Linked DNA regions of Homo sapiens: region 2 is linked to region 1. Evidence: read pairs that join two places in POLR2A ChIA-PET (ENCODE). Cell type or tissue: IMR-90. All regions are shown on one strand. Links, peaks and the distances in the headings refer to the core of each region. The heading gives the core; the rest is flanking DNA. Region 1 has its middle 13 kb from the start of COL17A1. Region 2 overlaps SLK (STE20 like kinase).

Region 1 (5,387 bases), core at 117-5,116:
TGGCAACTCTGAAAACCAGATTCTCCTCCCTCTCCAGATTTTGTTGTTTTTGTTGTTTGCTACTTTTTCTTATATTTTGGCCATGATTTTCCTGGACTAATTCTGTAAAGTCTGTATTCTTTGTTATATGTGGCCACTAAAGTCTTTGCCCAGTTAGGTCAGTGGTCAGTTAATAATTGGACAGAGATTTCCTTAAATGCCCTGAACCAATAAGTCTCTGAATCTTTGCCAAGCGATTCTGTGTGCATGCAGGGACACACATTCAAGATTCAGCCAGCCAGTTGACAGCTCTGCCTTAGCCTTTACTTTCTGCTATCACAGAGCCTCAAAGTCATCCATAGGGCCTTCTTAGGTCTTTCCTGAGCATGCACACAGCCCTAGATATGTACACGTCTATGCATGTACATGGTCTTCTAGATTTCCAGAAATATGTTAAAACTTTTAAAAGCCACTATGGATATTTTATCCCCAGTTTTTCCTTTTAAACTTTTTGTTTAGCCTCTTATTTCCCTCAACTGTTATCGATTTCCTTGGGTAGCCACAATGTTAGACAATTGCATTGAATTGTTTTTGACAAATGCCCCACGGAAAAGGCTTTTCACACTGAATGAGCTCTGAGACAGGTCAAATAAAGACAATCTTGTAAGTGGAATCTTCCAAAGAACCACCAGACGGGTCAAATAGTGACAGTGCTCTGTGAATACAGTTTTGAAGGAACTCCGACCTCATTCTGTCCACTCCAGTGGCTGCCAGCCTCCTGCTTCTCACCATGATTGTGGGCTATTGGTTTTCAAAGATACCACAGAGTTGAGAGGGAATGGAATAGGGCAAGTTAAAATGCCACAAAGCTTGCTGCTCTTACTGAGCCATTTTCCTGAATAAATACTTCCCAGGTTGCTGCAAGACTTTGGTTAATTTTCGGAGTTCTGAAAAAGTTGTTGTGACTATTTTTCCCACTTCCCCCCATTACTTCACAGAAGAGAAAATATTAAGAGGTCCTTGGCTAGGTGTGGTGGCTCATGCCTGTAATCCCAGCACTTTGGGAGGCTGAGGTGGGTGGATCACCTGAGGTCAGGAGTTCGAGACCAGCCTGACCAACATGGTGAAACCCCATCTCTACTGAAAATACAAAAGTTAGCCAGGCATGGTCGTGGGCACCTGTAGTCCCAGCTACCTGGGAGGCTGGGGCAGGAGAATCACTTGAATCTGGGAGGCAGAAGTTGCAGTGAACCGAGATTGCACCATTGCACTCCAGCCTGGGCAATAAGAGTGAGACTCTGGCTTAAAAAAAAAAAAAAAAAAAAAAAGGTTCTTACTCCATCATTTTCACTGATATAACTCCTATGGATTTATTTACTTTGTTTTATTTTTATTTTCTGGAGACAAGGCCTCTCTATCCATTGATTGGTTTTTGAATGTAGAATCAACCTTGTATTCTCTGAATAAATTGCACTTGGACATGACACATTTTCCTTTTAATATATTGCTGCATTTTATTGCTGATGTTTTACAAAAAGCTTTTGTGTCCTTGTTTATGAGAGATATTGGTCTATAGATTTTTCTTTCTTGTAAATTTTTTGCCTTATTTTGGTCAGGATAATAATGGTCTCATAAAATAAGCTGGGAATTGCTCATTTTTCCTTTATTTTTCTGGAAGAATTTGTGTAGAATTGGTATTATTTCTTTCTCAAAAGTTTGACAGAATTTTCAGTGAAGCTATCTGAGCATGGGATTTTATTTTCTAGAAAGATTTGACCTACAAATAAAATTTTCTTAATAGAAGCAGAATTATTCAGGTTATCTATGTCTTTTTGAGAGAGCTTTGATGGCTTGTGTCTTTCAAGAGCTCGTCCATTTCACTGAAATTATAGAATTGCATCATATGTTCTATTTGTTGCAATATTTGAGATGTATCCTCTAGGAAAGACATACACACAAGTTAGGGCGATTTACTTAGGAACCATTAATTTCATTTTTTCCCCACAGAATACAAATCATTAGTAGTGTAGCAACAGTAATGGGCTTTGGTCTTAGAGTGAGGAATTGACCAAGAATTTCCAGAATGTTTGGGAGCAGAAGTGTTCAGTACATGTAGCATTATGACAAGGAATCTGTGCGCAAGCACTATCTGTGGACTACGAATATATTATATTATACATTATTGCAATCATAGTGGTTACCTTCCCATTCTGCCCCCAAAATTGTTAATTTTCATCCATTCCTTTTAGTGGTGGATTTAGGAAGAAATGTGACTCATTTGTTGGCCAATGGTACATGAGGAAAAGTGTTTTCAGGATGTTTAGGAGAAGTTTATTGCTTCTAAGGAGAAAAAGCAGAAACAGCCATTTTCTTTTTCAGGACATTGGTACATCTGCATGTGATGTGGACGTGCTAATGCATTACACTCACAAGGGTATCACCACAGTGAGGAGATGAGGATTGAAAACATCCTTGCTCCTCAATGACAACATTGAGAGCCTGAATAAACAACCATGGGACTACCCTACCTCTGGATTCTTTGTGTGTGAGATAATAAACTTCCTTATCATTTAAGCCAATTTGAGTTGGTATTTTCAGTTATTAAATTTGAAAGCATCCTCACTGGTTCATAATAATAAGTAATAGTATGCTCCAAATATATGTAGGTACTGTTATGAATAATAAACACAAATTCATTTAAAGTGTTACTGGAGTTGGAGTAGCGCCCTGGCATTGCCTAATTTTTCAATCAATTGATTACAGAAGTACAAGTTACATCAAAATATATCAAGTTACATGCAAAATATTTTGACTTCACAGAGAGGTATTCACATTTACAAAGGCTGAGAGTGATTCACCCCATATATAAAGACTATAACTTCCTCTTGATAAAGGCCACGTAGACACCCACGACTTAAAAGTACTATGAAGAGATTACTCTCAGAAGATATTAGGAGCTTTGAGAGTAATTTTAGTAAAAGTGGGCATAATTCTAATATTAATATCATAAAATATTAGAGCTCAAGGAGACCTTACAGATTACCTAGTTTGGGTCACCTAGTTTGCAAAATGAGAAGGTAAACTAAATAATGTGCTGAGGGTAGTTAATGGCAGAGTCAGGACTAGTATGAAAGCTTTTTGTTTGCTTGATCGTTTTTCCTATGCCATTCTGTAAAATTGTTTAAAATAATTTTCCAGGCTCTTAGCTATCCTAAATCATGAGGAGCTTAAAGAATTATCAAAAATTTACAGAGCAAATCTATGCCACTAAAATGCTGTGCAAGTTTCAGCAATTCTCAGTGAAATGTGATAGTGATGATGAACTTAAATAGAATAACCCTGTTCTGGTTTTTTTGTTTGTATGTTTTTTGTTTTTGAGACAGGGTCTTGCTTTGTCACCCAGGCTGGAGTGCAGTGGTGTGATCATGGCTCACTGCAGCCTTGACTGCCTGGGCTCAAGCAATTCTTCTCCCACTTCAGCCTCCTGAGTAGCTGGAACCACAGATATGTGTCACCATGCCAGCTAATTTTTTTTATTATTTGTAGGGATGAGGTCTTGCTATATTGCCCAGGCTAGTCTTGAACTCCTGGGCTAAAACAATCCTCTTGCCTTGGCCTCCCAAAGTATTAGGATTACAAGCATGAGCCACTGCACCCAGACAGAATAATCCTATTCTTGATGGTCTTTACCATCCACTCATTCCTCTTGGAAGTAAGAACGAGGCTCAGCTAGCCTATATACTTACAGAATACTTGGCAGCATAGTTAGGATGGCACGTAATAAAATATACTTCATAAGGTAATGTTTTTTGCCATATACCATACATTAATCAGATTGTGTTCATTTCATCAATGTTACGTGAAACAGCAACAGCAGGAAGAGTACCTGAAATGAGATACTAACATTTAAAATAAAATGTTATTATTTTGGAATATCTCAAATCCTCCCTCTTTGGCCTGCAGCTAACATACTTAATTAAATTTTTAAATGAGCTAAATATCATAAACGTTCAATAAGCAATTCTTCTCTCTTCCTAGAACAAACAAGAAGCAACATTAACTTCAAGATAAGTATTTATAATCATCTTGTGGAACTTGCAAGAATATCCTAAATAAGGTTCAAGAAGTGATTCATAACATATGACCATAATTTAAATTACACATTTTAATATGTAATTTTGAAACCAAGTGAACAATCTAAATTGAAAACCTGGAGAAACAAACCCAGACATCACTGGGAAAAGATATCCCAGTTGACTGCAGCTGTATGGATTTACCCCATGTGGAACTCCATGCCAGTGTGCAACGCTGTTTGTTTTTTTAGCAATAACTTGTGAGTAGAGGACAATGTCCTTGCCACAGAAAAAGCACAAAAGGGGAGTTTTCCTTTAAAGGGCTAAAAATGCACCAAGTATTTGTCTTTTGGGTTTCTATTTTTAGTTTGTCTAGGTTAACTCAGGCAGCTGAGGAAGGACTGGGAGAACCAAGCTGTTTATGTAAATCTTAATTTACTTAATTGGCTTATGAGGATTTTTTAGGCTAGGAGGAATAGACACAAATGGATGGCTGATGAAAAGCATGGGAGTTTTCTCTGATGCTCACACAAATAGAGTTGGGGTGGGGTAGGGTGGGAGAATTTCCATTAGCTCCAAGATCTGAAAAGTTAATGGTCAAAGGGATTTCATCACAAAGACTGAAAAGTGTTTCTGAAGTAGAAAGTTAATTTCATTAGATCTCACAAGATAGAAAACTCCATGGCAATGATCTTCTTATTCTCTCAGAAAATTTTTGCAGCCAATCAGACTGCCAAATTTATTTAAGTCTGTACACTTATCTCAGAACACCCTTGGGTTTATTCTTGGGCCTATAAAATAGGAAGAAATGTAAGAGACCATGGGCTATTTTGCCAAATCAGCATAGTGTTAAGACTCATGGGAAGGAGGCCATGGGTTTCCCTTCCCCATCTAGAGATGGAGACTGTTCTGCTAAGGGAAGATCAATATCCAGTTAGAGAAGAGAGAACACAAATCTGAAAAGCTAACACTCCATGGGTAAGCCTGGCTGGAACAATTTAGCATCAACAGAGCGTCAAGTGCCAACCCCACACATAATGCCTACAGAGACCCTCCTGGCTGATTGGCTCTATGAAGCCAAGGAACTGGCTGGCTTTTCCCATTCCCCCACTTCAGTTTGATCTGACTGCTTTGCTTTGTATCTCCTCAGCATCTGCCCATGCTTTTATCTGGGCACCTCAAACACTTTAATGCTCTTGCTTGTTTTCTTAAAGCCCTTGGAAAAACGGACAGGTTTTATCTTTTCACTGTATTCTCAACTCCAAACACAATATATGTAGTATTCAATAAAACTTCCTCTTTCTTGAACTCCTGCTTAGCATTCCCAACCACTAC
Region 2 (5,387 bases), core at 147-5,146, 70 kb before region 1:
GGCTGTGAGTTATATTTATAAATATATCTTCAGAAATTAATCTTAAAAGAGGCATTAGTTCAGAATACTTTTTTAAAAGTTTAAATTAAATATTTAGGCACGTCAGGAATTACTTTTCCTTATTTTGAAATGAGGCTACTTATGTCTTGGTTTTATTTTGTTCCATGTTTAAATCATTCACTTTGATTTGAGTGGGAAAAGCCTGAAGCCTTTATCATGTGGTTGCTGGTGTGTGTAATTATTAATGAAATGTTCACTCCTAGTCCCTTATGAGGCTTAGAATTTCAACCACGTGTCAGGTCAGACAGTATTATAAACTGTACTTTGCTGTCTGAGACAGCACATTTGTGAATGATGCTTGCTGCCTGCCATTTTCAACCTATTCTCTCTTAAGAGTGCTAGGTACCAAATTGTGAAAGTTTGTTTTCAGTTATATTACTTTTGAGGCTGGTGAAAAATTTAAATGTAACTTTGTGGGAACACTGATTCATATTTAGAAAATGTAAATGTCTGTAGCACTTTCTTGCAGTTAATTTGAAAACTTTGGATGCTGAACCTTGTTTGTCAGTGATTTAGATGATTTAAAAATGCATGTGTGATTTGAATTTTATAATTGTTTTGACAAGCATAATTTACTTGGACAACTTCGTAGGTAGCCTTAACTTCTGGCCAAGTTTGTTTTTTATATAAATATATATACATATATACATATTATGTATGGTTGTAAATTCATACACTTATCACATGAATGTGTTACTGTATACAAAACTCTTAATGCTTTATTCTCAAATGCTGGGTTGAAAAATGTTTTGAAAGCCTTTTAAAATATATATCTTTATAAAGTAATATTCAGGATGATGATAAAAATTGTTTATATTGTTATGATAAAAATGACAGTATAATGTTGCCCAGTGTATTTAATGATTTATTTGAAGAGGGATTGGGAAGGAACGTCTTCATACCACTTTCTCCTTTGAAATTTTCAGTTTATTGACTTTTAAAAAATGAATACCTCAGGCAGTAGACATTTTTTTTCTAGTATCATTTAATTGATACCCTGTGCGCTAAATAGTGTGTGGTGCCTGATTAATTTGGTCTGAATATTTGATTCTTTCTGTTCCTTTCAACTTGACATTCAGATTATTGACTCAAGGAGAGAGGCTCAGAGTGGAATGGTTGGCGCTGTGGGTAAGGTTGGATCTCCCTTAAAACTGCCTTTTGGATTCAGTGTTTGTGCTTGAGTTCGCTTTCAAATATGACCATAATCGTGTGGGTGCAAGACTGTACAGTGATACATATGTAGAGGTAAAGCATTCATTTTAATACTTAAAGTTATATAAATCTTTTCAAAAAGTGTTTTGTTATAAAATACGCTGTTTGTACCCATACCAGCCCACCTCTTCTGAGGCCCTGTATTCAAATAGATGATAGTGATCTATCTTTCCTGCATGAAGTGTAGGTGGCGAGTGGGCGAGGGGCGCAGACTTCTTTGAAATCGAAGGGTACAGTCAAATCTACTGCTGATTTGGTTGTTTTGTTGCTGTGGCAGAATATGCCATGAAACACATACAGACTTCTCCGAACGTGCACCCTCATCAGCCACCTCCTCCCCTCTTTCCCTGAGTGCTGTGAACACAGCAGACCTGCACACTTCTGCAGATCCAGCTCCTACAGCTTGGGGCACTAGGCTGCCTTTCCTAGTCCTGTCAACAACCATACAGTGCGAATTGCTGAATTAGCTGCTATTCTATGTGGAGTCACATTAAGCTTTTTCTTATCTTTTTCTATGGGGAAGCTATAGGGTGGGTAAGGAAAAAATGTTGAATGCTTTTACTTTGCTGAAAATATTAGAACTCTCTTGTGACAGGATACAGCAAATTATAATTAAATATAAATTACCAGAACCAGAGCTACCTCTAAGTCATACTTCCTCAAGCACAAAGCTCTCAGGCATATGAGACCCACCTTAATGAAGGGTCTCTGATTTCTTGAGCATCAGCGAGTTTCAGAAGTGACTATTTTTTTGTACTCTTCTAGTTTCCTTGTAACTATACACTTTTTCCCATTCCACACTGTGCTTAAATGACAAAGACTCTTCTGAGAAGCCAAATTCTGTCCAAGTATTAACTAGAGATATTGTTGATTAAAGAAAATCTAGAACTGAAGTGAAAGAAGAGAGTTCCAGTTCTAATAGTCTTTTGATTAACAATTCTTTTCTGAGAAATGATTTTTATAAGAAATGGGGTGATTCTTTAAATGCTTTTCTTAAGTTGAAGGCACAACAGTTAATGGCTGTATTGTTGCTATTCCGTTGCTGACATGTTTTTGATAAAGCTTTAACATTCCTGCTACTAATTTTGGCGGAGAGTGTTTGCCAGGTTTCAATGTGGGCTGCAGCTTTTTGTGCTCCTTCTCTGGTTTGCAGTGTAATGAGTTCATAAGCTAAATTTTCAGAAAGAATTTTGTTTAAGATTATGCCTCTTATCTACTTGAGAGCAACATGTCTTTTCAATCATGGGATTGACACATGAAAAATAAAGTTATTTCTTAATCAATTTTGGGAAGCAGTCTTTTATTGAGAATCTTTGAAACTGGAGTGTCCTGCCTGAGAACACTTTGCAGTTGTTGGTCCTAGTTATATTGTAAAACTTGCAGTCCCCGCAGGTCTTCTGACCCTTCCAGAGTTAGTATTCCTAGCTGTGTGTAGTCCACAGCATACACGCAAACACACACACACTCAAATGTAGTTTTTAGTGATAACTTGCTGGGGGTTGTCTTTCAGAATGCAAACCCCTCCTTTGGGAGGTGCTTAAAATATTTCTATCAGCCTATGTATATATGTGTATGTTTTTAATTTCTTTTCCTCTTGGGATGGATGATTTTTCTCACCAAGCATTTCACAAATCATATGACCTCACTTCTGCAAAAATAGTCTCTTCGTCATTGATAACGTTCATGCAAGATTCAGTAGACGCTAGGCAGCATCACTCGGCACGTGTCCAGCTGGAGGGAGGCATGGAGTGTCATTTTCTAATCTGGGAGCGTTGTGCACTATTGAGCTCATTCTTGACTTAAAAAAAAAAAATGAAACAAAAGAGGCTAACATCCATTGCCATCCAGCTGAGGACATAACCTCATATCTGCCCATCCTCTTTCTGAGTTTTGTCCAGAGAAGGTAGTAAGTTTGGACTTGTACCCTATTTTACTTGAGCTAAAACTTGATGAAGACTTTGGGTATCTTAGGTAGATCTAGTAACAAGGAAAAAACTCCTATGTCTTGATTAATCAAGATAAGGATCACTATTAAAGGGGATATAATACTTGAACCCCTAAAGCTACTTTTTTTTAAAGGGTCAAAACATCTTTTTCCCCCCTTTTTTTGGAAGTTACTTTTAATAAGTGTAAAAGCTACAATTAAAAAGTAAAAAATTCAGCCTTTGGGTAAAACTAATGAATTCTTTTGAAAAAAAATTATTTAAAAAGCACAATTCCTTTATTATACACAATAGTTTTGCTTAGTAAAACTCAAGTTGTTTGAAATCTGGAGGCTGTATGAACTAATTTTTATTTTATTTTTGTTTTATTTTTTGAGATGGAGTCTTGCCGGCTGGAGTGCAGTGGCACGTTCTCAGCTCACTGCAACCTTCACCTCCTGGGTTCAAGTGATTCTTCAGCCTCAGCCTCCCGAGTAGCTGGGATCACAGGTGCCCGCCACCATGCCGGCTAATTTTTTTGTATTTTTAGTAGAGATGGGGTTTTGCCATGTTGCTCAGGCTGGTCTCGAACTCCTGGGCTTAAGCAATCTGCCCGCCTCGGCCTCCCGAAATTCTGGGATTACAGGCATGAGCCACCGCGCCCAGCCTTATTTTTAAAAAATTCTCATTAATTCATAGCAGGCAATTATCAGGATATAATAAAAGAGGCAAAAAGACCACGTAGAGTGTGTAGTGCTTGACTGGTTGTTGCCGTTAGCGGTTGTTTGATATAGAGGAAACAAGTGGAGTGTTTTTTCTGGGATAATATGAGATACTCAGCAGAGACCTTATGGAAAATAAAGTCTTTTTAGAAGAGTAGTGGTGTAGAAATAGATGCAATTTAATCCCATTTTTAATTATCCAGCAATTTGAGAGTCACAACTTGTAACAAATTCACAAAGTGGCTAAGTAGAGTCTCTTCTCAATTGGAGTGTCTGATTTTACTGTGCATTTCTTTGGGGCATTTGAGATTTGTACATTTTTCTTTAATAGAAGTTTCTATATTCCATATATTACTTGCCCTACAATCATAATTCCATTGCCCCAGGATAAAGCACTACCTAATTGCAAGTAATCTTCTTGCTCATTTGTTGCATGTTTATTTCAAATAACTTATGCTTGGGGAAAACTTTCATGTGCTTTGTAAAATCCCCAGATTGAGTTCATAGTTGCAGGTATCTAAAGATTTGCCTTTGAAGACCTCAGGGATTGAATGAAATACCAGAAGCTATGCCCCAAAATACAACCACTTTTGTTTTCTTGTGTTTGTAATAAACAGTGTTAGAATCAGACCCAATTAACCCAGACTATTTTTTAATCTTTCTTTGGTCAGACGAATCACATTAAACATGATATTAGAAAAAAAAACTTCTTTAATGGGAAATTTTACGATTGAAATGATGTTTCATCTTATAGACCACAAACAAATGTTTTTAGACATTGAAAAGTGGTTAAAGACCAACTGCGCCCAGTCCCCCAAGTGCCATTTTCTGAGTGCAGAATGGAGGGTGACGTCTTGAGCTGATGCTGTGTCCCCAGCATCAGGTTTTCTGTTTTCCCTCTTCTCCCTTTATTCCTTCCTTGTCCATTGCCCTCAACCTTCTTTTTCTGTTTGCTCTGGCCTGGTTCAGTATAACATATCCATGAACTCTAGTATGGGCCTACGGACAATCATAGCTACAATCAGACTTTCTAAGCAAATGGGAATGTGATATACATATAACCATTAGAAACCCTATCATCACCTCCTAGAGGGGAAGTGAATTTCTTAATTTTTTTAGTTGCAAGAGTCACTTCTTAGCCAACTGACTAGAGAATGCAGAATGAACAGGGGAGGAAGGAGCTGATGGCACAGCCTTAGAACAGTAACCAGAACACACCCCCATCAAGTGTCACCTCCAGGAAGGCGCCCCACCCCCATCCTCCGTTTTCTGGGCTCATATTTAGGTAAAGCTCTAAGACTCCTGAGCCAACTTTTATGTAACTGGCTTTCCTAGGCTGGGGCTTGAACTAAGTAAAGAAGCCAAGGAGTTCAGATCTAGATAGCAGAGAAGTAAGTCTCATTCTAAAACATTGCAACTACTGTTAGAGTCCACCCCATGAAGCTGTTTCAGATTGTGTATCTTTGACTGA

The links. Peaks named below come from ENCODE experiments on the same cell type or tissue, not always from the same donor. Only the 100,000 strongest peaks of a DNase experiment are listed, where the experiment ranks them.
Region 2: POLR2A ChIA-PET joins it to region 1 with 5 read pairs; 2 of 35 experiments call an interaction of 5 or more read pairs at or near these places.

Annotation. Positions count from the first base shown.
Region 1 is chr10:104,096,678-104,102,064 of GRCh38, forward strand. No RefSeq gene overlaps it. Among named protein-coding and RNA genes, the nearest start is that of COL17A1, 13 kb to the left of the region's middle. In IMR-90, for the core only: no CTCF peak of the experiment used is centred there; a DNase peak (open chromatin) is centred at 2,844.
Region 2 is chr10:104,026,679-104,032,065 of GRCh38, forward strand. SLK (STE20 like kinase) reads left to right here. Exons shown (of 19, transcript NM_014720.4): 19 at 1-2,555. It overlaps COL17A1 (collagen type XVII alpha 1 chain), which reads right to left. Exons shown (of 56, transcript NM_000494.4): 56 at 4,608-5,387. Among named protein-coding and RNA genes, the nearest start is that of MIR936, 19 kb to the right of the region's middle. In IMR-90, for the core only: a CTCF peak has its summit at 1,677; a DNase peak (open chromatin) is centred at 2,983.